7 separate regions of the Mus musculus genome follow, and regions 2, 3, 4, 5, 6 and 7 are each linked to region 1. The links are chromatin loops, found by intact Hi-C in ENCODE. Cell type or tissue: heart. All regions are shown on one strand.

What was found. A loop is a pair of places that touch in the nucleus more often than their neighbours do. Peaks named below come from ENCODE experiments on the same cell type or tissue, not always from the same donor. Only the 100,000 strongest peaks of a DNase experiment are listed, where the experiment ranks them.
Region 2: a loop joins it to region 1, with 2.8 times the contacts of the local background. A loop is called at or near these places in 3 of 42 quality-filtered maps.
Region 3: a loop joins it to region 1, with 9 times the contacts of the local background. A loop is called at or near these places in 5 of 42 quality-filtered maps.
Region 4: it touches region 1 in a loop (7-fold over the local background); 2 of 42 quality-filtered maps call a loop at or near these places.
Region 5: a loop joins it to region 1, with 11 times the contacts of the local background. A loop is called at or near these places in 2 of 42 quality-filtered maps.
Region 6: a loop joins it to region 1, with 13 times the contacts of the local background. A loop is called at or near these places in 5 of 42 quality-filtered maps.
Region 7: it touches region 1 in a loop (2.3-fold over the local background); 5 of 42 quality-filtered maps call a loop at or near these places.

What each region holds. Positions count from the first base shown.
Region 1 is chr9:6,166,515-6,170,514 of GRCm38, forward strand. It overlaps Pdgfd (platelet-derived growth factor, D polypeptide), which reads left to right and starts at 1,972. Exons shown (of 7, transcript NM_027924.3): 1 at 1,972-2,404. The coding sequence starts at 2,281. In heart, CTCF peaks have their summits at 2,013 and 2,677; DNase peaks (open chromatin) are centred at 1,957 and 2,747; H3K4me3 peaks cover 1,745 bases; H3K27ac peaks cover 1,903 bases.
Region 2 is chr9:6,505,150-6,509,149 of GRCm38, forward strand. It overlaps a transcript of Pdgfd not described here. Among named protein-coding and RNA genes, the nearest start is that of Gm23097, 200 kb to the right of the region's middle. In heart, a CTCF peak has its summit at 2,325; no DNase peak of the experiment used is centred here.
Region 3 is chr9:6,398,729-6,402,728 of GRCm38, forward strand. It overlaps a transcript of Pdgfd not described here. Among named protein-coding and RNA genes, the nearest start is that of Ddi1, 130 kb to the left of the region's middle. In heart, no CTCF peak of the experiment used is centred here; no DNase peak of the experiment used is centred here.
Region 4 is chr9:6,422,542-6,426,541 of GRCm38, forward strand. It overlaps a transcript of Pdgfd not described here. Among named protein-coding and RNA genes, the nearest start is that of Ddi1, 160 kb to the left of the region's middle. In heart, a CTCF peak has its summit at 1,825; no DNase peak of the experiment used is centred here.
Region 5 is chr9:6,428,761-6,432,760 of GRCm38, forward strand. It overlaps a transcript of Pdgfd not described here. Among named protein-coding and RNA genes, the nearest start is that of Ddi1, 160 kb to the left of the region's middle. In heart, no CTCF peak of the experiment used is centred here; a DNase peak (open chromatin) is centred at 2,291.
Region 6 is chr9:6,667,027-6,671,026 of GRCm38, forward strand. No RefSeq gene overlaps it. Among named protein-coding and RNA genes, the nearest start is that of Gm23097, 37 kb to the right of the region's middle. In heart, a CTCF peak has its summit at 1,632; a DNase peak (open chromatin) is centred at 1,625.
Region 7 is chr9:6,393,197-6,397,196 of GRCm38, forward strand. It overlaps a transcript of Pdgfd not described here. Among named protein-coding and RNA genes, the nearest start is that of Ddi1, 130 kb to the left of the region's middle. In heart, no CTCF peak of the experiment used is centred here; no DNase peak of the experiment used is centred here.

The sequences.
Region 1 (4,000 bases):
GAGGAGGAGAGTTAAGAGGGTAACAGAGGCAGAGAAAGGCATAAAGAAAGAGAGAGCAGAGAAATAGAGGCCGGCCATAACCAGGATGAGAGGTGGGGAAGGGAATGGGGCAAGAGGCAAGAGAGAGAAGCGGGAGTAAGAGAACAAAAGAGGCAAGAGAGCCAGGAGGGGGCAAGCAGCCTCTTTCAGAGTGGGCCAGGCCTACCTGGCTGTTGCCAGGTAACTGTGGAGAGGAGCAGGCACTCCTTCCCCTACATCTCACCTCACTCCCATAGAACATATTCTTATATTTCTTTACTTTTTTGTGATCACAACAGGGACTGCAAAGCTGTGCTTATTTTTAAGTTTGTGTGGTGGCTATATGTGTGAAGCCCAAAAGCTAACACTGAATTTCTCTATTGTTTGTTTTGAGCCGGTATCTCTGGCTGAATCATGAGCTTTCCCTTTACACAAGTTGAAATCCGGGGATCTACCTGTTTGCGTTACACAGCACTGGAGCTTCAAATGCATACCACAGTGTGCACAAGTGTGACACAAGTGTGATGTGTGTCTTCAGGTACTTCGCTGACTGTACCATCGCCTGTGAGCCTACTTTCTATGTTGCTTCTCTGTGTCTTTCTCCAGGGCAGATTATATACTTAAACAGTATAAACAGATTTTTTTTTCTTCAAGGGGATTCAAATTTTTCAATTGTCGGTCACATCAATAGCATGTACTTTCTTATGCATCAGCCCATAAAACAGTGATATCCATAAAGCAAGAACGTCTTACATGAACTTGATCGAGAACTAAGAGGGCACTACATTCCATTTTACTCACTCAGAAATAGTGCTGAAATGAAGTTACCCACATGTATATCCTCTTCAGTGCTGGGTGGTAGAGTAACTTGTAAAGTCTGTATTGTCATAACCCCCTCCCTTCTCAGCCACTTCTAATGAATGAATATCATGTATGTCCTATTCTCTAGACTTTCAGGCCTTAAAGATGTTGGGACTTTTGTATCACAAACGTCACTGATGAACAGCTGAGGAAATATGTATGCTTGATTGAGATTCATCTACCAAAAAAAAATCATAGAACAAAATTAGTTCATCTAATTCTTGCCACAGTCACACAAATCATTTCTATTTGTGTTTTGTACCAAAAGACACTGCATTTCTGGGGTCCAGTGCTTTCTTGCTTTCTTTCCTCCCACTGTTTTTTTTTTTTTTTTTTTTTTTTTTTAACCTATGGCCAAATATCCCTCCTTCATTTCTTCTATAGTATTAACATATTTAAAATCTAGAAAACATACAATATTCACAGGATTTTGCTTTGTTTTTTGTTAAACAGGGTCTTCACGTAGCCCAGGCTGGCCTGAAATGGAGTTCACTATACTGCTTAGGTTGGCCTTGAACGCTGACCCACCTGCCTTCACCTCCAAACACCAAGATTACTGGCATTCACCACTCCATCTAATTTATTTATGTGTGTGTTCATTTTCTGTTGTTGTTTGAGACAAAGTCTCTCCTTGTAGCCCTCTTCTGCCTTTGCCTCAAGGTGTTCAAACAGTCCCTGCTTCTCTTCCTGAATTGGTAACTGAGCCTCAAGGCAAACTCAGCATGGGCTTCTTTGTGATTGCATTTCCTGTGGAAGGTGGAGTGAAGCCTTGCTCAGTTGATTTGAGTTCTAGTATAATAGTCCTAGCAGATTCCAGTAACCAAGGCCAGCACTTAGTGGGCTGTCAGAGGATTTGACCACTCACCTCTAGATAAGTTCTATCCTCCTTTCACTCCTCCTGACCACTTTGTGCCCTACTCCTGGCCAGTTTCTATAAAACCCTGGGAGACGGGAAGGGTCTGGACCACCTTCAAACTCATGCTCAGTGACAGAGCTATTTTGGCTGGGACTGTGAGCCAGGACTCCAGGATCCCTGTTCCCAGCCGCACTGCCCAACAACTACACAGCCTCCCTTCCGCAGAAGAGCCAGACGCTGTGACGCCGGCTCCCTGCAGCCTGTGCTGCAGCCGCTGTCCACCGGAGGGGGGCGAATCCACGTCAACCTGTTGTTTGCCCAGCTCCTATTGATCAAGTCAGAGCTACAAGGAAATGCGGCACACACACGCGCTTGGAAAGTTTAGCTTACAGGAAGTTTTGGGAGAGCAGCGCCAGTAACTGGGCGGCCGGGACAACACAGGCGGTGAAGGCGAGGGACTGTGCAGTAGAAATCCGCCGACTCAACCCTTTGGGCTTTATTTATTTACTTTTGGAGCAACGCGATCCCTAGGTCGCTGAGCCCAAATGCAACGGCTCGTTTTAGTCTCCATTCTCCTGTGCGCGAACTTTAGCTGCTATCCGGACACTTTTGCGACTCCGCAGAGAGCATCCATCAAAGCTTTGCGCAATGCCAACCTCAGGAGAGATGGTAAGCGATTCATTTGATTTGTGTTCAGCATTGAAAAGGTCACATTTGCTATTGTCAAGGTTCTTTGGGTCATTCACCAGACCCCACCTCCTCCGATTTTGAATTTTTCAAATGAACTCAGAAGGCATTCTCTGGAAAGGATTCTCCTGCCTGCTCCTCACCCTTCCCCACCCCCCCCACCCCCCGCTAAAATTGCCCCTCATTCTATAACTACTAGAGAGTGTTTTGAAGTGTCCTGGAGGCCACTGGGGGAAGTGCTGGAGTACACTGGGGGGTGGGGTCAAGTGGCTTTCTCCCTGCAACTTAGAATCATATCAGTAGGTGTGTGTCCTGGAGTAGTTGACACCAGGATGTGGGTGTCTCCTTCCAGGCTTTGAAAGCTGCAGGCTGTGCTCATCTTGGCATTGTGGTGGGCGGTGGAGTCCAATGGCCTTTACTGGATAATGTAATTCTTATTTATTTTTTTATTTTAGTTAGGGGAGTAGGGATGACACGTTTCAACACTGTGGTTATTTTTGCAGCAGACTGGCCATGTATAAATCATTTGTTTTCAAAAGAAGTCAGTGTTGTCCTTTATGTCCCTCAAGTGACTTTCCCTTGGAGTTCAACAAGGGTCAGGAACTAAGTGTGTGGGAGGCAGAGTTCCTGGAATGTTCTTGTAGCACAAGGTACCTGGCTTCTTTGGTTGGTTTCCTTTGTACGGAAGTTTTCCAAGCTCCTGAAATGGCTGTCCTAAGAAAGGTACTGAGTAAGCATGCTTGTTTTCCTGTCCTGTGCAAGATACATGGGAAAAATAGGTCCTAGAAACTCCTCATTGAGCTTTTCTCCTGGAACTTAGGCCCTCAGCTGTAGCCTGTGGTCCTAGCAAGGTACAGTCCTTGTGTTGGGTACCTGTAATATCCCAAGACATTTTTGGCTTTTGTTATCCTACATGAAGCTCATTCTCTTACTTGGTTAAAGTACCCAGAGCCTCCACTTGCTTCCATATCACTCCACTTGCTCCTCCCATCAAGGAAATCATTGAGTTGTTCTTAGTGGCTTGATTGAACTAGAAACATTTAACCATCTTGGTAACATGATAGTAGCCACCTTAGTCACTAATCAGTGTCTTTCTTGAATATGTTCTAAATTCAGACTTCCTTAAAAGGCTCTTGGAAATTGCTTTCTGATGACAGGTAGAATGTAGAACAAAGTGCAGTGTCTCCAAGTTATCCAAAGTGTTGAGGTGTGTGGCCTATGAACTCAAATCCCTACTGGATAGCAGTGTTTTTGTAAAATATTGTGATGGTATGTTTTGGGTGACCCCCCTCCCAATTAAAGTACAGAGATTTTGCTCTCAATTTTAAAGGCTAAACAAGGTTGAGTGTCAGTGTACAGTGCACATTTGCAGTTGGTTTTCCTGGATATTGTCTTCAGTATGTTGGGAACAAAATTTAAAAAAAGGGTGGGGAGCACTGGGGTCCTGGGGAAGAACGGAAGGAAAAAGATGCCCACACCCCGCCAGAGTTTCCCTATTCTCTGGTCAGTCAGGCATGGGAGGGCTGCTATCTACCCTATCCACTCATCCCTGGGTGGGCATTCCTCTATCCCACTCTT
Region 2 (4,000 bases), 340 kb after region 1:
AGTATATACAAACCATAACATTCCACTCCCTGGCTCCCATAGGCTTGTTCAAACATATGAGTCTATGGGGGCTATACTTAAACATAGCATAATGCAAAATACATTTAATGCTACTTGAAAAGTCCTCATTGTCTGTAGCAGCCTCAACAATGTTAAGTCCAAATTTCAAAGTCTTCTGAGATTCATCCAATCACTGTAACCCCCAAAGCAAAACAGGAAACCAGCTGGAAAACTCCAAACTCTGCATTTCCTTGTCTAATGAAAAAGCAGTCCTCAGATCTCCAACTTCTTTTTCATCTTTGTTGACTGCAACAAATCTTTGTCTTGGGCTTGTCCCATTGCCTGTTAGCAGCTTTCCTTAGCAGATAACCCATGGTTCTCTCATCTTGAACATCTTGGGACCTTCAAGGCAACTTCAATGTTACACTTTCTTATTCCAAAGTCTGGGATCCACACATGATCTTCTTGGCTCCTCCAAATAGCTGGTGTTACTTCTCCAGCTCTGCCCTCTGTAGCACTCTAAGCTCAGGTTGATTCACTCCATTGCTACTGCTGTTCTTGGTGATCATCCCACGGTGCAGGCATTTCCAATGTGCTGGGGTCTTCCACTGCAACTAGGCTTCAACAATAGCTTCTTATAAGCTCTCTTCATGGTGCCAAACTTCAACTTCTTTGAATGACCCCTTCAGTCCTGGGCTCTCAACTACAACGGAGGCTGCACTTTCACCAATGGCTTCCATGGCCGTTCACAGTGCCAAGTCTCAGCTGCTCTTCATGACCCCCTCAGAACGTTCATGCCTTCCTAACCAGTACCACCAGGGTGACTCTTATATATTACCAAGTACATGCAGCATGAAGTACATGCTTGTCTATCTCTGGAACACATCTTTTTGGTGCTTTCAGAAAACACTTCTCAAAAGATTTCACCTCAGTTATGCTGGTCTCTTCTTAATCACCACTAATTTCTTAGCTCCAGCTAACCAGCATCAATTGTCCCAGTAGTCCCTTCTCCTCTTGACTATAAAGCCAGAGATATATGGTCACCATGCCTGGATCTAAACTTAGCTAGGTAGGATCTTACCCCAAAGTCCCACTCACTTAATTCGTTATCTCCTTGGACACAGAATTCAGCTCCATTTCACTTCCTGGTACCTTTTAATACTTGAACCATATATTTTATATTTTTCCTTTCTCGGCTTGCTATGCTTGTTTAAAATGCTTTTCATGAGACTTAACCAGAGGAAAACAGTCTGTGATGGGCATCTCTGAGACTTCCTTTGTCAATGCAATTAATCTGACTCTCTTCATCATAGCCTCAGGTAGATTCTTCAGATAAGGGTCACAAAAACAGTTTCTAGGCTACATACTGAAATTCTTCTCCACTGAAACTTCCTGGGCAAGGTCTGTACCGTTCAACTCCCTCTCAGCAACAAAGTCTTCTGTATTTATAGTAGGATGTCCCAGTAAGCCTCACTTAAAGCATTCCACTGTTTTCTAAATACAAAGTTCCCAAAATCCACATTCTTCCAAACAAAGCATGGTGAGGCCTATCATAGCAGTCCCTATACCAACTTCTGTCTTAATTAGGGTTTTACTGCTGTGAACAGATACCATGAAAAAGAAGGGGGAAAAAAAAAGACATGGAGTTGGAAGGAGACAAGGTGGAAGAAGTCAAGGTTTGAAAGATATGGTGATTTAAATGATAATGGCCCTCATATGTCCATAAAGAGTTGCAGCAGTATTAGGAAGTGTGGCCTTGTTGGAAGAAATATACCACTGGGACTAAGCTTTGAGGTCTCAGATGATTAAGCCAGGCCCAATGTCATTCTCTTTTCTTGCTGCTTTTGGATCCAGATGTAGAACTCTCAGCTACCTCTCCAGCATCATGTCTGGGTTCATGCTACCATGCTTACTGCCATGACAATAATGAACTAAACCTCAGACTTGTAAGCCAACCTCAGTTAAATGTTTTCCTTTATAAGATTTACTGTGCTCGTGGTGACTATGAACATCCCATGTCTTAGTTAAAATTAGTATTGCTGTAATCAAACACAATAACTAAAGCTACTTGGAGAGGAAAGGGTTTATTCAACTTATGTTTCTACACCATCATTCATCATCAAAGGAAGAGTTATGAAGGTTCAAGCAGGGCAGGAACCTGGGGGCAGGAGCTGATGCAGAGGCCATGGAGGAATACTGTTTGCTTGTTTGTTCCACATGGCTTGCTCAGCCTGATTTCACCAGCTTAACAGTGCCAGTACCCACAGTGAGCTGGGACCTAACATTAATCACTAATTTGACACTTGCCCTATAAGCTTACCTAGAGCACCACCTTTTGGAGGCATCTTCTCATTGAGACTCCTTCTCTGATGATTAGTTTGTGTCAAGTTGACACAAAACTAACCACAGAGAAGAGGAAATAGAAAGAAATATTTTACTGTAATATGTATGAAAGTCAATAACAATAATAATAAAGCATTTAGGAAAGGGCCAGAATTTGTACCTCTATTATGTGAGAGGGCTCCAGAGTTACACACATCGAAGAAGGTAAGATCTTCATTTGTGTTTCTTCCATAACACTATGCTATGAAATTTGCTTTGTTTAGAGTCAAAAAGCAAACTTTTTGTTGTAAAGCAAATTCATTATAAGGTAAAAATGTTATTACTGTCAGTAGGGTAAAGATAGATTATGAAGGATTTTGTATTGACATAATTCAGTACCCATAAAGAAAAATTAAATTGAATATACATTTAAAATATATAAATTTAAAGAAAAAAGTTTTTAGGTGGAATTATAGGTGGTTGGAATAGCTGTTTTAGTTCTGTTGAGTGATTTTTAATGTGCTTGGTTAATGCACATGGCTGGAAGTGCTGAGGAGATAGGGAGGGTGTAGGAAGCAGCTTAAAGTAAGTGCTGTGAGGACATTCTGAGTGAGTGTGAACATTCCTTAAATGAGTTATCCATGCATACCAAAATATGCTGCTGCATTCCCAAGCAGCACATATGTGTAAATATTTTCCTTACTATATCTCTTGTTGCTAGTGAGAGCTAATCAGTAAAAACATCATGATTGAGGAACTGTACAATTCCTTAGGCAAGAAGAAGCTATGAAGAAGAGCACTACTTATTAATGCTATATGCGATTTTTCTACTTGTGAGAAAATGATTTCTTAGATGAAAAAAGAAAGTGACTCTTGATTAAAAATAAATGCTGGGTAATTTGAGCTGTAATTGATGAATCCTTACAGAGAACACTAAGCATTAAGACTCTTCCTGACATGTATTATTTTTATTCACATCTCAGGAGGAAAAGAAGGGATTTGAGCTAAAAAGGATGAGCCTGAAATCCCAATCATTTCCAGAAGGAATAAAATCCATGGTGTTTTACTCTAAAAATGTGTGTGTGTGTGTGTGTGTGTGTGTGTGTGTGTGTGTGTGTGTATGTGTGTGTGTGTTCATTTTGAAACTAGAGAGATGTCTCACTGGACAAAGTGGTACCCTTACAAGCATGAGAACCTGTATTTGATCTCCAGAATCCATGTTTTAAAAAACAAAACAAAACAATGGGCATAGTAGCACATATTTGTGATCTGAACACTGGGTTATCAAAAAATATAGAATCTCTGAGGCTTGCAGGCCACTCAGCCAGACAACTGGGTGAGTTCCAAGTCAGAGAAAGACATATCTAAAATGAAACAAAAAGCCTAGAAAACAATGGATGTCACCTGAGGAGAGAATAGGAACCAAATTGATCGTTATATTTCCAACTCTCTAGTTTTCAGATTACTTTTATGATGATTAGAATAATGATGCTAAATATGAGCATTCATCATCTAACGGTTTAGATACACTTTCTGCTATACAAGCTATGAGAACAAGACTGCAGTGCTATTGTGCAAGGCAGAATTGGGGAAGTTTGATTAGTGAGAAAGTAAGTGCAGATGAAGCAGATGATGGCATAATCACACATTGGCTAAGCAGGTGCTTAAGCAGACTTAA
Region 3 (4,000 bases), 230 kb after region 1:
GGCTCCCTCACCTGCTCTGGCCATTAGAGCCCTCCTGGGTGGACACCTCTCCTCTGGAGGAGAAGGTGCCTGGATGCCTGGAGCCAGAAACGTTGGGTCTGTCCCAGAAGCTGTGTAGCTTCTGCAGTCTGCACTCTCACCTGTGCAGTCTGGTCTCTAAGGGACCCTGGGCACAAGATGGCTCTGTCCCCTGATCCAGCAGTCAGAACCCTCTGGAGGGGAAGGTATCTGGATGTCTGAAGCCCGAAAAGGGGTCTATCCCAGAAGCTGTGTTCCTTCTGCAGTCCTCACTCTCACCTGCGAAAACTTATCTCTGAGGTCCTGGGGCCCAAGATGGTTCCCTCACCTGCCCCTTTTAGATTTTTCTAGGCTGTTCTTCCTGCCTCCCCTTCATTCTTTATTTCTTATAAGCTTCTAGTTACCAATTGTCAAGTCATAGAAAATGGATGCTTACTTGCAGATGCACTGAAGGAAGGGATCATGTAAGGAGATTACATGCACAGTTGCCCAAGTGAGCAATTATTCTTAATAGAGCAGTGCCCTTTAAGAAAGAACACATTGTATAAACACATTCCAGTATCATATACCTTGTTGCACACTTCTGATTGTGAAACTGGATATTTATTTATGTCTATTTAGGAAAATTTAGTCATAGTCTATATGAAATCTGACTAAATAAAATTTTACTTTTTAATTCATGCATTCAATAAAAAATGCATAAAGACCTATTTTGTATCGAAAATGCTTCCAAGTGCAAACCAATGTCCAAACTCTAGCAGAGAATAAAACTGGAGAAGAAAATTTTAGGTGAGATAAGTAGAAAGATCAAAAACTCTTCCACCTGGGATAGGGATGTAATGAAAACAAGGAATAGAAGGTGTTTTTAAAGAGGACAAGGATAAACCCAGAGAATTTCACAGTGGAGTCGCAGGAAGGGAAGGAATGATCTATGAATGCTGAATGTATAAGTATTTACACTGTAACTCTTGCTTCAGCAATGCTTCCTCAAATGTGTATCTCTACTGTAATACATGGCACAGTCACTGTGTCCTTGAGAATTCAAGATAGCGGTGGGCCTTCAGTCTCCTTGAAAACCATTTAAATAGCAAAATCAACAAAAAGTATGAAAAACTACAAGAAAGGCCATTGCATTTTTTAAATATAGGAGTTGTTTGTTTATTGACTGATTGATTGATTGATTGATTGATTGATTGATTGATTGAAAGGGGTTGACATGTAATCCTGGCTGACTTCAAACTTGCTATAAATAGCCCAGGATGAATAATGTTAAATTTCTGGCTCTCCTACCTTTACCTTCTGAGTGTTGGGACTTGAGAGTAGAAGACAGGTTATTTAGCCTCATTTTAAGAGCAAGTATATTTTAGAGGTTCACAATGTCTATGCCTGTCTGTGAACATGAACTGCATGGATACCACATACTGATTTCATTTTGAAGAGGCAGAGTTACAAATATAGAAATTGTGAGAATGAGATTTGACTTGGTGCTATTTAATCACATGTCAGTCACATGCCAGGATCATTTCTGAAGCTTACATATGGTAAGTTTCAACGGTAAGTAGACTTTACAGCAATGAAACAAACTAGTATATAGTATAAATGATTTATACAACAACATTATTATGTTTCCAAAAAATGAAGCAGAGAAAAATTCATGGAACTTGCCAAATCATCAAGCATATAAAAGCCAGATGATATCTCTGTAGTTCAAATGCTTGTCATATCACAACACCACTTGTCTAATTCAATGTATAGGTGGCAGAATCTAAGACATTCTTTAGAAAGGATTTCTATCAAGAATCAATTCTGAGATCAGAACTAAAGATTCAAGTCAAGATTCATTTATTTAACTAATGGTCACTGAGTATTTATTGTGTGGTGGCATGATGCTAGGCAGCAAGTATCACATACAAGAAAAGGAGCAACAAAACAGAAACCAAATAAATACACCCTTCATAAAAGAATGAAGCTTATTAAAATAAAAACTAGTTAGAATGCCAGCAGAAATGCTCTCTCAGCAGGCCTAAAAGAAATGGGAAAATGAATAAATAAATTGTAACTAAGAGCATGTTAAGTAAAGGAAACAGAAATTGTAAAAGACCTGAGATAGAAATAAGCTAGGGGTGGTATAAAAAACCATGCAGATGGCCAAAGTGGAGGAGGGAGATAAAAAAATAATAATAATTCAAAGGGCACAAGGCCTATCATGTGGAGCCCAGGGCAGAATAAGAAATTTGTATTGTCTCTATTGTAGCAAAGATTTCATCTGGAGCATGGGCATGACACAATATGGCAAGATAGTACAAGGTCTTTGGTGCTCAGCTAACTACAAAAAGCAAGAGGCCTTGGCATCCTCAACAGGGAGAGGTGACTCCATCTCTGGAGGGCAAGTAAGGGAAAGTGAGATGCCATTTCCAAACAGTTGGGAAATAAATTTAAATGTAGAATGTCAAGGAAAGAGAGATCAGAAGGGATTCCAGGATACTACTTCTTAGATTACCTTGTCCTACCAGGCATTGTTTAAGGGTATCTGGTTCTCCTGGGTAGTTTACCCTCAATACATTGAAATAATCACCATGATTATTTTGCAATTTCTCCTTTTTTTTTTAAATATAAGTAGATGTAAGGAGCTTCTTTACTTGGTAAGATATCTGCTATGCAAGTAAAAGCTCTTATTTTTGATCCCTAGTACTCACATAACAGAGGTATATGTGTTCCCATACCCTTATAACATTAGAGAGCTGGTGGTCAGCCAGCCTATTCAGTGAGCACTCAAAGAAGCACAACAGAAAAGACACCAGCATGCAGACACACATGCATGCATTCACACATTCACATGCTTGTACACCACCTGCCCACCCTCCCAAACACACACACACACACACACACACACACACATGACAAACAAAAACAATATAGACAAGGGGAGGAGAGACTAAAGGCAAGGAAGAAAAATAGAGAAGGAAAGGGAGAAAGGAAAGTACAATGTGTTTCCTTATTTAAACCTTATCTGAACACTAAATACAATTTAGTTCTCTCAAAAATGAATAAAGCTGAAGGTTTGTGTGACAAATTGCTTCCTCCCATATCCATGCATGGCTCAGTGGATATACTTGAGTGTAACATAAAGCTCACACTCTGACAAGAAGTCTAAACAAATTAGCTCCGCTCAAAAATGCAGCTGGCAGTCTGCAGCCTAGACCAAGTTAGTGAACCAGTAAACAGAGTCATTGAGGGGAGAGAGGAATTATTTTGGTCAACTATTCATGGAGTCAAAACACAGACTAAAAATAAGTTATTAAATGCCAATACAATGAGCTCACCACAGTTGTCTGTACAGGAAGTAAAGTCATTTCCCATTTTACCTACAGGAAGAAACATTCTGTAACAGACATTTTAGCCAACTAAATAAGCTTTCACATCAGTCTTGGACTCATGCCTTCCTTCTTTATTTTCATAGGAATTGAACATAGAATAAAAGCCACAAAACTCTGAATGTTACAGACCTAAATTGAATCTTAGAACAAAGCAAATGAGACAAAGCCAAATCATCAGCACAGAGCTGTGTCCAGAATATGTTTCAATTTTTAATAGGATTTTTGTTCATAAATTCACTCAGTAATCATTTTGAGAATTGACCATGTTTCAGGTCCTGACCTTGTAGCAGGTGCTCAGAATACATCAGTGATTCATGCTATCTTGACTTTCTCTTGTTATACAGGAAGACATGGACAGGTAATAAAGTATCTGCCTCTGCCCTCCCCTTAAGAAACACTTCCTCCAGGTGGGGAGAAGGGTCAGTGGATCAGAGCAGTTGCTATGCAAGAAAGACAACCAGAATTCAAATCTGCAGTACCATCTAAATATCAAGGTACACTCAATCCCAACTTTGGGAGTCATAGACAGGAGGGTCCTAGAAGATTATTGAATTGGAGAACATTAGGCTCAATGAGCAGCCTTGTCTCAAAAAGATTAAGATGTA
Region 4 (4,000 bases), 260 kb after region 1:
TTTTTTTTCCCCCTTTTTTTTAATTGGGTATTTATTTCATTTACATTTCCAATGCTATCCCAAAAGTCCCCCACATGCTCCCGCACCCATAAACCTATAAAGTAGTTATTAATGTCCAGATGCAAAGGTAGCTCAGAGGGGTTAAGGGAAATATTTATGGTCATAAAGTAAATAATTCAAGGGTATAGGCATGTGACTGCATCATGGTCCAATCATTAAGTGATTAGAGCACGATTTTAATCCAAGTCCCATGTATTTAAGAGTCCATACATTTGACTGCTGCCCCTATTTCTATATATGCACAAGCATGTGATCATGCATGTTGATATATTTACCCATGCATGTTTTATGTTGTAATAACAGTAAAATACCTCATGTAGTTGGTAAGAGACACGGACAGAAGGTGAATAAAGTGTCCTGTCCCTTTGTTCTATTGGCCTGCCCAAGTGCTATTACTCCACTCTAATAGATTCTGTACCAATACCTGTTTCATTTTGATCCAATGGCAGGTGTCAGAGAAAGCACAGGTCACTGAAATCCAAAAGTAATTCTAGAATATGCTTTATGCAACATTCTGTTTTTTTTTTAATCTCTTGCCTGTGTTGTTATGACCATGGGGGTAGATCTGGGTGGTTCTATTTCCTTCCCATATCCTCACTAGAACAGGGATTCAAAGAAATCCTAAAGCTACCAAGGCTTGGCCATAGGAGGAAAGGTTAAATGAGAGTGCTATAAGAAAGGGCTTTATTGACATCTACAAACTTGACCACTGAAGATGTATAGCTAGGCATGGAGGTCAGCATGCCTATCATGTGTGAGAAAGCCCTGAGTTTCATCTCCAAAAGAGAAATAAGCAACCACAAGGATTTACTGGTTCTATTCTATAAATTAAAAGAAACCTAGCAGTGAGATTGAGATAGATACGAGTATTAGAGCAGACATGGATGAAACTAGGCAGCAATGGGGTTTGATTTGGGTTAGGGCTTAATCTGAAACTTGCATGTTTTCAGACTTGAGGACCCGAATCCAATCCCCAAAGAATTCACATATTTAAAAAAAGAATAAAAGAGGTTGTCATGGGTCTGTTTTTTGAATCCATGTGCCAAGGCTTGCAGGTCAACTCAACTTTCATACATATTGAATTCTAAACCAAAAAGAGATCCTATCTCGAAAATTGGAAAAGAATAAAAACATAGATAGTAGATAGATAGATAGCATCCAAAATATGGCAGCTAATGCTTGTTTCTCTCTTCTGTCTTATACATATTCACAAATAAATATAACACATGTGCATCTATAAGAACATGAATATGCCCATTCATAAACACAAATACACAAGATTGATTGAGCTGAATCAAGACTGTGTACTTTATACATAGTGAATATATCTTTGCTGACTGAATGATTATATATCAATTTGCTTACTTTTTATAAATAAACACTTTCTAGGACCTATATAGGCAAGTTGCCCAAGGTAGAGTGTAAGAAATATAAACTGTCTGAAATAAAATTAGTGCCCACTCTTTTTTTTATATAGCCATGGGATAAATAGATGACCTTCTTGCCAAAGGAAGGCACATAAGCCCACGTATCTATGAGACGTGTGGTCTCATAGATGGGCAGAACCATCTGCACCAGAGATAGTCTTGTGTTTGCTGTGCAGCCTGTGTCAGCTGCCAACTTCCAGAATGCTCTTGGTACTGTCCCTTTGCTCACTGCAGGCCTTCGGGTGTCTCTTAGCTATGTGAGTCCATGTTTCCCTCTAGTAGTTTTTTTGGAGAACTTATGATACTCAGATACTTAATATAGACTGCAATCAAATATTCCAACTGAAACAGTAGAGGGACCCTGAGAAGAATGGGAAGTGAATAGGAGAGTTTATATTTAGCCCTCACTGACAGTAGAGCCAGGAAGTTCACAGTGCCAACCTCCAATATTTTGTTTTATCTGTTGTAGAAGGTTTGCTTTATACCTTCTACTGAATAAACTGCATGGTGCAGTTGGCTTCCTCAGTGGTAGGAAGGGTTCTGCTTGGAAGTCCACCAGCCTGGTTTTTATTCCTTGGAAAACTATATTGCTTATTGACTCTGAAATTGGAAATTTTTAGTTTGCAATTGAAATTAGAACACAATTTAACAAAAAAGGCTTATCAGACTCCACAATGACCTCCCATACACCACTCCTTTAAGGCTTAATGAGCAATTTGAGTTAGGGCAAGAGTAAGTGCAGATTATGTGCTGGAAAATACTCCCATCTGTCCACTGGGACCTACATAAACTGACATCCAGTATTAGGAGAATCCCTCTTGTTAAATTGAAAACACTTCCACAGGCCACCAGGGAGCCAGGTAATTGTGACAGTATTTCTGGGCTAAAATCCAATCACTGTCACTGCAAATCAGAAGCAATGGAAAAACTGTCTTTAGGCTTTTAAAAATTTTTTTAATAATTTTATTAACTGTGCTACAGAATAGGGATAGGGAAAAAGAAGAATTAAGATCACAATGAAATTGGTAATGTCAGATTTATTCTCAATATCACTTAATGAAATTAGATCAGCATTTTAAAAGCTAATGTCTTTTTTTGTTTTTGTTTTTGTTTTTTGTTCGTTTGTTTGTTTGTTTGTTTGGTTGGTTGGTTTGGTTTTTTTGAGACAGGGTTTCTCTGTGTAGCCCTGGCTGTCCTGGAAGTCACTTTGTGGACCAGGCTGGCCTGGAACTCAGAAATCCACCTGCCTCTGCCTCCCAAGTGTTGGGATTAAAGGTGTGCACCACCACGCCTGGCAAAGCTAATGTCTTCCATTGGCCTCTTCACTAACCTCCACTTTAGGGTGTTTTTAATCAGCAAACTCAGAAAACTACAGACATGTTAGATATTTCTTTCTAAGGCTGTATGATGGGCATACTTAAAAATGTGGGAGGAGGAAAGAAAGCAATGGAGGCAGGAAGGGCTAAGCATACCACTCATTAACTGCTCTTCAGTCCCAAATCTACCACTTATTTCTTGCTTTTGTGATAATGGTAATTAAAGCATTAGTAAGATTGTCTAAGAGCATAAAAATCTGTGTGAGGTTTATGCATATATACATGTGTGTGCTTATGTGTACATGTGTGTGTGTGATGACCTCTTCTATCACTGCCATCTTATTTTTGAACAGAGTCTCTCTCTGAACCTCAAGTTCACCAATTTGGCTAGACTAGGCAGACATCCAAGTCCTCTAATACACTGCCTATATTTCCTCCACACTAGGGTTACTGGTGTGTGCCACTATACCTGCAGTTTCATTTTGGGGACTAGGAATTCAAACTCAGATCCACACACTTGTATGGTGAGTACTTTACTCACCAAGCTGTCATGCCAGTCCTACAAATACATAAAGTAAACATTGGCAATGACAGGCAATGGTGGAGGGAGTTTTTATAGATGGAGGGCTACTCTGTCCGCACTGGAGCACTACTGTTTGGTTTCTTTGTTCTTTCTACCACACGAATGTCAATGATGCTGATGATGGACTAGGTAGTTCCATCTACTTTTGGAAGCACCCAATTGTTTGGATGAAGACCCTAATTAGACCTTCTGATGATAAACCCTGATTTAAGTAGTTCAATTATTTGCCTAGCCACTTACATTCTAAATATCATCTTCTGCTTACCTTTTACTGGTGAAACTTTGGAAATTTCTCAATAAGTTCACTGAAGTATGCCTCCAAGAATGTTTAAATCTGAACAAGGAGAACTTCTTCCATGCCTGTTTCTTCTTCAGGAACTCTAATTCAGTCCTAAGAAATGCTTTAATGTTCTTTTTAAATACTTCTAGCTTCCTATGGTTCAATTCCTGTCATACCATTTAATATAATGTTTTATATTAAACTTTCCCTGAGTGTTTTGTCTCCTAACTGGAAGCTAATTGATACAGAATTGGTAGCAGGAGTTAGTCCCTCAAAGACAGAATTAGACAATGGTGTTGATAAAATCCTTGTGCTAAAGTTCTGTGTTGAGCTT
Region 5 (4,000 bases), 260 kb after region 1:
TTGACTCATGTGTATTTAGCAATAATCATAATGTCCCCCTAAAATTAAATAGATTAGTGACTTACTCAAGTGTTATTAAACAGATAAAATAAACTCTAGCTGTGGACCAAAAGTTTGATTTGAGTCATCACAGTGAAGACACTGTAAATCTGACATTAGGCCATTCAATGACACCTCTACCACAAACCCTTCATTGAAGGAAATCAAGTAACCATGACAAGTGGCCTTGAGCCAATGTTGCAAGTATCTACAATAAGCAGAATTCCAAGAACATATTTAGAATGCATTGAGATCACAGCAAATGCTTAGACTTGAGGGGAATTGTTACATAATAGTCTTGAATTGATGTCTGTTCTTGAGGACCTAAAATAATGTTACTAACAGTATCATAATCAAATAAAACATGAACTTGCTTGAAATACAACCCACCGTAGATAGTGTTTGTTTTCATGTTGACTCTAGAAGCAGGGTAAGGGAGTCAATATGGAAGGAAAGACTCAATAGAAGCCCATGAAACATATCTCATTGCCATTATCATCAACAGAAGCAATACTTGGGACTTAGGAATGTAAAGTAAGGCTTCCATCAAAGATTTAAAGAATTATCAGTGGGGTCATATTCCCCTTTGAACTCTTCAGAATCTTTGGAGAACCTACAACCAGAGACTGTTGCAATGGTCACAGATGGTGATTTGAAAACTCCTGCTGTTCCTTTTGTATTAGCTTAGGGAAACTCAGCATGAATATGAGCACTTGCATGCAACTACTGACCTGAAAAAAACCTTTTATGCACGTTCTCAGTAACACATAATGCATTTGAATCACCATAGTCAAACACTATTAGCACAAACAGCATACCCTTACATTCTTAAACAGAGTATTGTCAGTTTTTCTCAAAAAGAACCACAGTTGTCTCCTTCCATCAAACCTTACACCAGACCACAGTATCAATGACATTGCATTCTTTATGTCTGATGATGAGAATTTAGAAAACACTATAAATCCTTCAGTAAGACATGCATAAAGTAGGAATGAGAGAGAAAACCTACAGACTTCAGGTACCTGATACTTCAGTGAAGTAAATGGTTCATGCTCACACAATATGTCAAGATGATCCTTTCAAGATGGAGAGAGAGAGAGAGAGAGAGAGAGAGAGAGAGAGAGATTTTCATTCTGTTACCTATCAGGGACAAGATCAGTGATAGCTGACATGTATTCTAGAATTGGGGAGGCAATTTATAAAATATTTTGTGTGCCGTTTCAACTCTTAGACACATAAAACTCTGTCAGTGGGAATGAGAGCAAGAGAAGACTTAATGCAAGTTTGAGCCACAAAACCAGCCAAGCTGCCAGTAGTCTTTATAGCAGATAAATCAATAGCTGAGATAACAGACCTAGCACCTCTGATAAGTACGAGCACTATATGGGGAAATTTAGCAGCACCAAATAGTAGAAAATCAACAGGTATTTCTATGATTTGAAAGCAAACCCGAGCTAATTTCTACAGCTAATACTATTCCTCATGATAAAATACTTTCTGAATTGATGTTGGGCATTTGTAGAAACTTAATACCTAAAGAGGGCATATGACATGGCCATGGGACATGAGCTTATCCTGATCAACTAGATTTCTCTGATCTACTTACTAATGAGGGTGGATGGCTGCCAAGACTATTATTAACCAAGTGTCACATTCAGAAGGCCAAGCTCATTCAGGGCTTGAAGTCTGAGTAAGAAATTTGCTCAGGCTCCTTCAGATCGAATTCTCTTGTATTGACTACTTTGCTTTAGTTCATGTCTGTGGCCTCTGAGGATATTTTTTATACCCAGATTCCAGGAAGAAGAATTTGCAGCCACATAGGCCTTGATGACATCATAGAAATAGCAAACCAAGAACAGCTGTTCTAGCAGTCTTACTCAGACAAGCCCCTAAAGCAGTGGTTCTCAGCCTTTCTAATACTGTTACATTCTTTAATACAGTTCCTCATGTTATGGTGACCCCCAACCATAAAATTATTGTGTTGATACTGCCCCAACCTGCAGTATTTAAACAGCAGGGTTCTCGAGGGGAGGGAGCTACAATGACAAATTTTGGGATCAGAAAGTGCGAAGGAAGGAGACAAGACAAAGATTCTGTTCATGCTTCATTTATTCAAGGGAAATAGGGGGCTTGTTAAAGCTGAAAACCTCAATCAGAATTTGCTCAGATATGCAGACCAAACCAGTGGTGTTAGGTAACACATTAAGGTCAAAGGAATGTCCCCATTGTAAAAAGGTCCGGAAAGGAGTGCCCTCATTGTAAAAGGAAAGGAATGCTCTCATTGTAAAATGTCCTGAGTCAAATATGGAACGGAAGCAAGATAGTGGAAGAAGCAAAAGAGTCTTAGATAATGGCCCAGGGAAAGGATTCCAGGAGCTTTCCAGGTCCCAACAGATTCTTTATAACTGTAAGTTTGTTTCTGCTATAATAGTAATGTAAATATCTGATATACAGGATATCTGATAAGTGATCACCCCCAAAGGGCTTAAAACCCTCAGGTTGAGAACCACTGCTCTAAAGGATAGCACTAAAGAAAAACACTTTCAGTGTACATGACTTCAGTAGTGCATTTGGTTGACCACTCTGTCTCAGGCAGTTAGAAAAGCTGACAGGAACATGAAGAAGTGAACGACATCTGTAGAGGAGGTTTCATAATTACCCAGATCATGACAATGCATCTTCTGAAGCAAAGATTCTTTTTTTTTTTTTTTTTAATTTTTTATTAGGTATTTAGCTCATTTACATTTCCAATGCTATACCAAAAGTCCCCCATACCCACCCACCCCCACTCCCCTACCCACCCACTCCCCCTTTTTGGCCCTGGCGTTCCCCTGTACTGGGGCATATAAAGTTTGCGTGTCCAATGGGCCTCTCTTTCCAGTGATGGCCGACTAGGCCATCTTTTGATACATATGCAGCTAGAGTCAAGAGCTCCAGGGTACTGGTTAGTTCATAATGTTGTTCCACCTATAGGGTTGCAGATCCCTTTAGCTCCTTGGCTACTTTCTCTAGCTCCTCCATTGGGAGCCCTGTGATCCATCCATTAGCTGACTGTGAGCATCCACTTCTGTGTTTGCTAGGCCCCGGCATAGTCTCACAAGAGACAGCTACATCTGGGTTCTTTCGATAAAATCTTGCTAGTGTATGCAATGGTGTCAGCGTTTGGATGCTGATTATGGGGTGGATCCCTGGATATGGCAGTCTCTACATGGTCCATCCTTTCATCTCAGCTCCAAACTTTGGCTCTGTAACTCCTTCCAAGGGTGTTTTGTTCCCCCTTCTAAGGAGGGGCATAGTGTCCACACTTCAGTCTTCATTTTTCTTGAGTTTCATGTGTTTAGGAAATTGTATCTTATATCTTGGGTATACTAGGTTTTGGGCTAATATCCACTTATCAGTGAGTACATATTGTGTGAGTTCCTTTGTGGATGTGTTACCTCACTCAGGATGATGCCCTCCAGGTCCATCCATTTGGCTAGGAATTTCATAAATTCATTCTTTTTAATAGCTGAGTAGTACTCCATTGTGTAGATGTACCACATTTTCTGTATCCATTCCTCTGTTGAGGGGCATCTGGGTTCTTTCCAGCTTCTGGCTATTATAAATAGGGCTGCTATGAACATAGTGGAGCATGTGTCCTTCTTACCAGTTGGGGCATCTTCTGGATATATGCCCAGGAGAGGTATTGCTGGATCCTCCAGTAGTACTATGTCCAATTTTCTGAGGAACCGCCAGACTGATTTCCAGAGTGGTTGTACAAGCCTGCAATCCCACCAACAATGGAGGAGTGTTCCTCTTTCTCCACATCCACGCCAGCATCTGCTGTCACCTGAATTTTTGATCTTAGCCATTCTGACTGGTGTGAGGTGGAATCTCAGGGTTGTTTTGATTTGCATTTTTCTGATGATTAAGGATGTTGAACATTTTTTCAGGTGCTTCTCTGCCATTCGGTATTCCTCAG
Region 6 (4,000 bases), 500 kb after region 1:
CACGCTGTAGACCAAGCTGGCATCAAACTCACAGAGAAAGTACTGCTTCTGTCTCCTGAGTGCAGAGATTCAAAGAGTGCACCACTGGTAAGCATGCTGTTTGAATACCGTTTAAAGTATTAAAGGCTAAAATAGAAACACAAGAGTTATGAAAAGAGGCAGGGCTTTAGAAGGCAGGGGAGGACTTTTAAAGCTTTGGGTGTACCTGAATTATCCCAAATGATTGTGGAAGCAGCCAAGTCACTGCCCCCACTCTGGGTAGGGGACATAAATCCTCATTTTCAACAGATTTTTCCAAAGATGGTGGCCCTGTTATTTGCAGCCCCCAAATCAGAGCCCACTGCCAGTACAATTGATGACCATTCCAATCACTACATGAAGTAGACAGGCGATAACGTTAGCAAGTGAATGATAAGCATGGCCTTGTTTTGTGCTGTTGCATAAAAGGAGGAATTTGAAGTGATGGGCTGGTTTTAATATGAGGAGTGGGTACATCACTGTGTTTACTTGATGAAATTTTACTGGTTCATTTATCATTTGCATGCATTTCAGTATACAATATAATTGATGTCATAATAAAGATGTATATAGGTCAAGAAAATAAGGGGGGCTTTTTTCAAAGTGGCCTAGGGACAAAAACATTTTGTTTGAGGATTCCCTTAATTTAGGGAATTAAAAGTAAAAGTGGATTCATTCTTGTTGTTAAAGAGCACATGAAGAGGGAGAGTAGTAATGGACGGGTATTTTTACAGAGTTCGGACTGGAATGGGAGAATATCTTTCAAAACATACAGTCATGTATGAAATTCTAAGGATCCACATTCAGATACTTGTTCTAATAATAATTTGCCATATGTCCTTGTCTCTAGTACTACTATATGATACTAAAAGATGTGTTGCAGGGAGTCTATCAACAAAGAGAAACAGAAAATCAACTGAACAATTGCTTCATACTCGGGGAAACTGGAGTGGGAAACTGGTGTTTAGTAACAGAAATATAGAGCCCCAAAGGACCAGTTGCTTGCGTCTTGAACATTAAAAGTCAAATACAAACAATGCTTGGCATGATCCCTGAGCAGTTTCTGAAGAATTGACCAGATATTTTTTTCTCAGACATTCCTTTCAAGAAGTGCTTTGTTACAGGAATCATTTCCAAGAATCTAGTCACAATAGTCACAAACACCGGTCCTTCCTTCGTTGGTCTAAGGAATTCTTGGCATTTGGAGAGTCACAGGACTTTCTTAAGTTAGAGGAATGCAGTCTATGCCTCTATGCCGTGTGTGCCTGAGACTGCATGTGTTCAAGAAGTGAAACAAGTCTCATGGCGCCTATAAATTACCAGCACTGAGGGGCACCAGGCAGGGCAATTCTCTGCATTTCATTCTGTGCAACCTCTTACAGTTATGGGATGTCATTGTTCAGTCTTCGGCACTGGGCAACAACTCTTTACGATTATAATAATCCTACTGAACACATGTGCTGTGCAGAACCCTTTAAAATCCTATTTGTGCGTTGTGAGTTACACAGACCAGGGTTTTTGCCAGCTGGGTCCAGTGCAGGCTGTTCTGGGTCATGACTGAGCGCCAACTGACTCGATATTATTAGTGTGGTGTACTTTGATCGCCTCCTGGTGTTGATTCTGTGTAACAGCAGCTGACATCTGACTGGTAGTTTTCAAGCAAATAAATAAAAGCAAAAGATGAATGGATTGACCTGGAAAGCTGGTCCTACAATATCTAAATGATTACATCAGTGGTAGGTCAAGAGAGAGACGGTGAACAGACAAAGAGGACCTTGGGATATTCTACAGCAATATCGCTTCTTTGCAATTTTGCAGTCTAAAGCTTTAAAAGGCTTAGCTTTGAATTATTGTAACATTCATCTCACCTCCCAGCAGTATCGAGTTTGGCACAACATTTCAAACAAAAATCCAACAGGATTAAGTGACCACTCGTTAATTTTAAGCAACACATCTGAGTGTGTAGGATGGATAGGTCCAGCACTCTTTGTGAGGACACTGTGTGGGATGTTAACAGACTTAGTAGTCACAGCAGCTTCTTTATGCTCATACCACTGAAAGTATTTGTGGGGAGATATGAATTCTACCTGTGCAATAGTCTGAATACTGAAAGATACTGGTACTGTGTCTACATGTGAAATTAAAATTTTAGGTAAATACGCCAGCCTGAGTTTATCTCCAGATACCAATGCTAACTTGAGCATGTGGTAGCCTAAGCCAGGAATGTCTTGTGCTGATCCAGCTCCCAAAGTCTTTGTTATAAAGGTTTGGTTTTCATGTTTTATCTATTACTCATGCTAATATGGCTATGACCCCCTTTTTTCTTTTTTTGAAAAATAGATTACTTTCTCAAACAATATATCCTGATTATAGTTCCCCCTCCCTCTACTCCTCTAAGTTTCTTCCCACCTCCCCTCCCTCCCAGAACCACTCCCTTTCTGTCTCTCATTAGAAAAGAACAGGCTTCTAACATAACAACCAAACATGACAAAATAAAATATAAAATTAAGCAAAAACTATCATATCGAAGTTAGACAGCAACCGAACAGGAGGAAAAGGGTCTTGAGAGCAGGCATGAGAGTCAGAGACCCACTCATTCTTACAGTCAGGAGTCCCTTTAAAATACCAAGCTAATACCCAATAACGTATATACACACACACACATATATATGTATATATATGTATACATATATATGCATATAAATATATATGTATGTGTGTGTGTGTGTGTGTGTGTGTGTGTGTGTGCGCGCGCGTACACACACATACATATATCCTGGTACAGGTCTGTGTAGTAGGCCTTGTGCTTGCAGTTTCAGTCTCTGTGAGTTCATATGTGCCTGTCTTAATTGATTCAGAGGGCTTTGGTCTCCTGATGTCCTCCATCCCCTCTGGCTCTTACAATCTTTCTGACTCCTCTCTAACAGGATTCCTTGTGCTCTGAGAGGAGAGATTTGATAGAGACCTCCAAATTTAGACTCTCTCTCTCTCTCTCTCTCTCTCTCTCTCTCTCTCTCTCTCTCTCTCTCAGTAGTGTCTGGCTGTGGGTCTCTATTCCCATCTGCTGCTGGAGCAAGCCTCTATAATAACTGGATAAGGCATTGATCTATGAGTATAGCATAATATCATTAGGAATGATTTTATTGTTTTTTAGACCAGTAGTGTTTGTTGGTTACTAGGGTAACTAGGTCTCTGGACTATCTAATCTCTGGTTCTTGGTTATCCAAGCAGTGCTGGGTGTGGTTCCTTCTCACGGAGTGGGCCTTAGGTCCAATCAGACATTGGTTGGCTACAAGTTCTGTGTCACCATTCGTCTACAATACTTTATAGGCAGGACAAATGTAGGTCAAAGGTTTTTGAGGCTGGGCTGATGTCCACCTTTCTCATTTCGGTAGCTCACAGAGTATCTTCCCACACCAAGGAGACTCGTAAGGATAAGGGCTCCATGTAGGCACCAGCTTGACTTCTCTAAGTTCAATGAGTTGTGCAGCTGTTGTACTCAGCAATGAGGTCCTGCTGTTCATTGTCTCAGCAACAGTCTGGGTTGTTGGGGGATTTGAATGGGACCCTCTTGACCAACAACTCTATTGAATGTTCTCTAGTCCCATCATGGGAAGACTCACCTGACTACAACAGATGGCCAATAGAAACTCAGTACCACCACCACCCTCCCCAGTACTAGGAGTCCTCATTAGGACTGCCTTCATAGATTCCAAGAAGTTCCCACTGTATTAGGTTTCCACACCACTCCCTAAATGTACCCACAATTCCAGCGGTATCTCCTCAGATTCTCTCCCTCTACTCCATCTCCCAACTACCTGATCCCCTTCCCATTTCCATCTGCCCCCAGTCTACCCACTAAAACCTATTCTACTTCTCTCTCTTTACTCCTCCTGTACCTCTCTTTACTTAATATCCCAGGATCTGTGAATTATAGGTTGGTTATTATTTGCTTAATTGGTAGTATCCCTTTATAAATGAA
Region 7 (4,000 bases), 230 kb after region 1:
GACCAGCAGGGCTATATTATCTGAGTCAACACCACCTGGCCGGAACCTCCCCTCTGTCTACTGCCCCTTGACGCTGGGTAAAGTCATACATCAACTGGTTGCTATGTGAACAAAGATAAGCCCCCAGCCCACAGGAACAAAGTCCTAATGCCCTGTGTTCTTTCTGTTAATGTTTGAATAAGCCAATAGTGTGTCGCTATGCTGAATTCCACACCCCTAAGCCCCTTACTCCATAAAAACCCCTAGCTTTCAAGCCTCGTGACCAACATCCGTTATCTCCTGTGTGGGATACATGTCGGTCCAGAGCTCTGTAATTAAACGTCCTCATGTAATTACATCAAGATGGTAGTCTGTTCGTGATTCTTGGGTGCACACCGAATCGGGAGTTGAGTGGGGGTTTCCCCACTAGGTTCTATCACATTTATTCAGACTGGGCATGAACATACATGAATTGAACAGGTGAATGGACTGGTGCACCAGACATTAGACAAGACCTTAGAAAAAAACACAAAGAGGGCAGAGAACTTCTGCTCTAAGGCCCAGAGAGAACAAAGCAGGGCACCCCTAAAATTTCTCTCTACTTCTGGGACATTTTCCTCCCGCCTGATGCAGTTTCTGACTGTGGTCACCCGCCTGATTATTAAATCCCTTTTATTGAACCCTTTCTTTCTTCATGCCTGAAAAAGCAGCTTCTGGAAGCTGCGGCTAACTGCCTGTTACATTCCTAGATCCTGATTATCTCACTGCTGAACTGAAGTGAATCTAGGGCATGGATTTAGTGCTGCTCCAGCTTAGCCCTTACCAACCTTCTCCGGTACGAATTTTCTTTAATTATTTTCTTCTTCCATGGAGGTCCAAACCAGCAATGCTTCTTCCAAATGTCCTGTGCCTTTCTCAGGCTCCATGTTGGTTCGCCAATCTGTTGGGGCCGGCCAGTGGCTCACATGTCCGGGTTTGAGCCTGGAAGGCATCTTGGAACCTGGAAGAAAAGAGGGAATCTAGGCAGCACAAGATCCTGATCAAAGCTCGATTTTAATATTCGGAAACACCGAGTTATAAAGAAGGGGGAGCGGCCCATTCCCGCCAAATCATCTTCAGAGTCCAGCTGCACGGTACAACCTATATAAACTGGCTAGGCAGCAGGAGCAGCAGTGAGAGTAGCAGAACGTTAGGGTGGCAGGCTCCAACCCTGATGATCTCCTGGTGATAACAGTCAAGCCTGATCAGTCTGAATTCCGGCTAAGGGGTGGGGGAGGTTACAATCATCCAGATATATCCATCTGCCCAAGAATTTCATGAATTCATTGTTTTCAATAGCTGAATAGTACTCCATTGTGTAAAGGTACCACATTTTCTGTATCCATTCCTCTGTTGAGGGGCATCTGGGTTCTTTCTAGCTTCTGGCTATTATAAATAAGGCTGCTATCAACATAGTGGAGCATGTGTTTTTATTACAAGTTGGAACATCTTCTGGGTATATGCCCAGGACTGGTATTGCTGGATCTTCCCGTAGTACTATGTCCAATTTTTTGAAGAACCTCCAGACTGACTTCCAGAGTGGTTGTACAAGCTTGCATCCCACTAACAATGGAGGAGTGTTTCTCTTTCTCCACATCCTCGCCAGCATCTGCTGTCACCTGAATTTTTTATTTTAGCTGTTTAGATTGGTGACAGGAGGAATCTCAAGGTTGTTTTGATTTGCATTTCCCTGATAATAAAGGATGTTGAACATTTTTCAAGTGCTTCTCAGCCCTTCGGTATTCCTCAGTTGCTAAATCTTTGTTTAGCTCTGTACCCCATTTTTAGTGGGGTTATTTGAATCCCTGGAGTCCAGTTTCTTGAGCTCATTTTATATATGGGATATAAGTCCCCTATCAGATTTAGGATTAGTAAAATTCTTTCACAATCTTTTGATGCCCTTTTTGTCTTATTGACAGTGTCTTTTGCCTTGCAAAAGCTTTGCAATTTTATGAGGTCCCCTTTGTTGATTCTTGATCTTACAGCACTGGCCATTGGTGTTATGTCTAGGAATTTTTCCCCTGTGCCCAGATCTTCCAGACATTTCCCCACCATCTCCTCTATAAATTTCAGTGTCTCTGGTTTTATGTGGAGGTCTTTGATCCTCTTAGACTTGAGCTTTGTACAAAGAGATAAGAATGGATCAATCTGCATTCTTCTACATGATAACTGCCAGTTGTGCCAGCACCATTTGTTGAAAATGCTGTCTTTTTCCCATTGGATGGTTTTAGCTCCCTTGTCAAAGATCAAGTGACCATAGGTGTGCGGATTCATTTCTGGGTCTTCAATTCTATTCCATTGCTCTACCTGTCTGTTGCTATACCAGTACTGTGTAGTTTTTATCACAATTGCTCTGTAGTACAGCTTGAGTTCAGGCATGGTGATTCACCAAGAGGTTCTTCTATTGTTGAGAATAGTTTTTGCTATCCTAGGTTTTTTATTATTCTAGATGAATTTGAAAATTGTCCTTTCTAGTTCAGTGAAGAATTGAGTTGGAATTTTGATGGGGGTCTTGGGAGTTTTTGGTTGGGAGACTATTGATGACTGCTTCTATTTCTTTAGGGGAAATAGGACTGTTCAGATCATTAATCTGATCCTGATTTAACTTTGGTACCTGGTATCTGTCTAGGAAGTTGTCCATTTCATCCAGGTTTTCTAGTTTTGTTGAGTATAGCCTTTTGTAGTAGAATCTTATGATATTTGGATTTCCTCAGGTTCTGTTGTTATGTCTCCTTTTTCATTTCTGATTTTGTTAATTTGGATACTGTTCCTGTGCCCTCTAGTTAATCTGGCTATGAGTTTATCTATCTTGTTGATTTTCTTAAAGAACCAGCTCCTGTTTTGGTTGATTCTTTGAATATTTCTTTTTGCTTCCACTTGATTGATTTCAGCCCTAAGTTTGAGTATTTCCTGCCATCTACTACTCTTTGGTGAATTTGCTTCCATTTATTCTAGAGCTTCTGGGTGTGCTTTCAGTCTCCTAGTGTATGCTCTCTCTAGTTTCTTTTTGGAGGCACTCATAGCTATGAGTTTTCCTCTAAGGACTGCCTTCATTGTGTCCCATAAGTTTGGGTATGTTGTGGCTTCATTTTCATTAAACTCTAAAAAGTCTTTAATTTGTTTCTTTATTTCATCCTTGACCAAGGAATCATTGAGTAGAGTGTTGTTCAGCTTCCACGAGAATGTTTGCTTTCTATTATTTATGCAGTTATTGAAGATCAGCCTTAGTCGGTGGTGATCAAATAGGGTGCATGGGATAATTTCAATATTTTTGTATCTGTTTTGGCCTGTTTTGTGACCAATTACATAGTCAATTTTGGAGGAGGTACCATGTGGTGCTGAGCAGAAGTTATATCCTTTTGTTTAAGGATAAAATGTTCTGTAGATGTCTATTAAATCCATTTGTTTTGTCCATGTGTCTCTGTTGACTTTCTGTTTCAAGGATCTGTCCATTGGTGAGAGTGGGGTGTTGAAGTCTCCCACTATTATTGTGTGAGGTGCAATGTGTGATTTGTGCTTTACTAAAGTTTCTTTATTGAATGTGACTGTCCTTGTATTTGGAGCATAGATATTCAGAATTGAGAGTTCATCTTGGTAAATTTTACCTTTGATGACTATGAAGTGCCGCTGCTTGTCTTTTTTGATAACTTTGGGTTGGAAGTCAATTTTATTAGATATTAGAATGGCTACTCCAGCTTGTTTCTTCAGACCATTAGCTTGGAAAATTGTTTTTCAGCCTTCCACTCTGAGGTAGAGTGTGTCCTTATCCCTGAGGTGGGTTTCCTGGAAGCAGAAAAACGTTGGGTCCTGTTTGTGTAGCCAGTCTATTAGTCTATGATTTTTTTTGTTTTGTTTTTATTGTTGGTGAATTGAGTCCATTGATGTTAAGTGAATTTAAAGAAAAGTAATTGCTGCTTCCTGTTATTTTTGTTGTTAAAGTTGGAATTCTGTTCCTGAGGCTGTCTTCTTTTAGGTTTGTTGA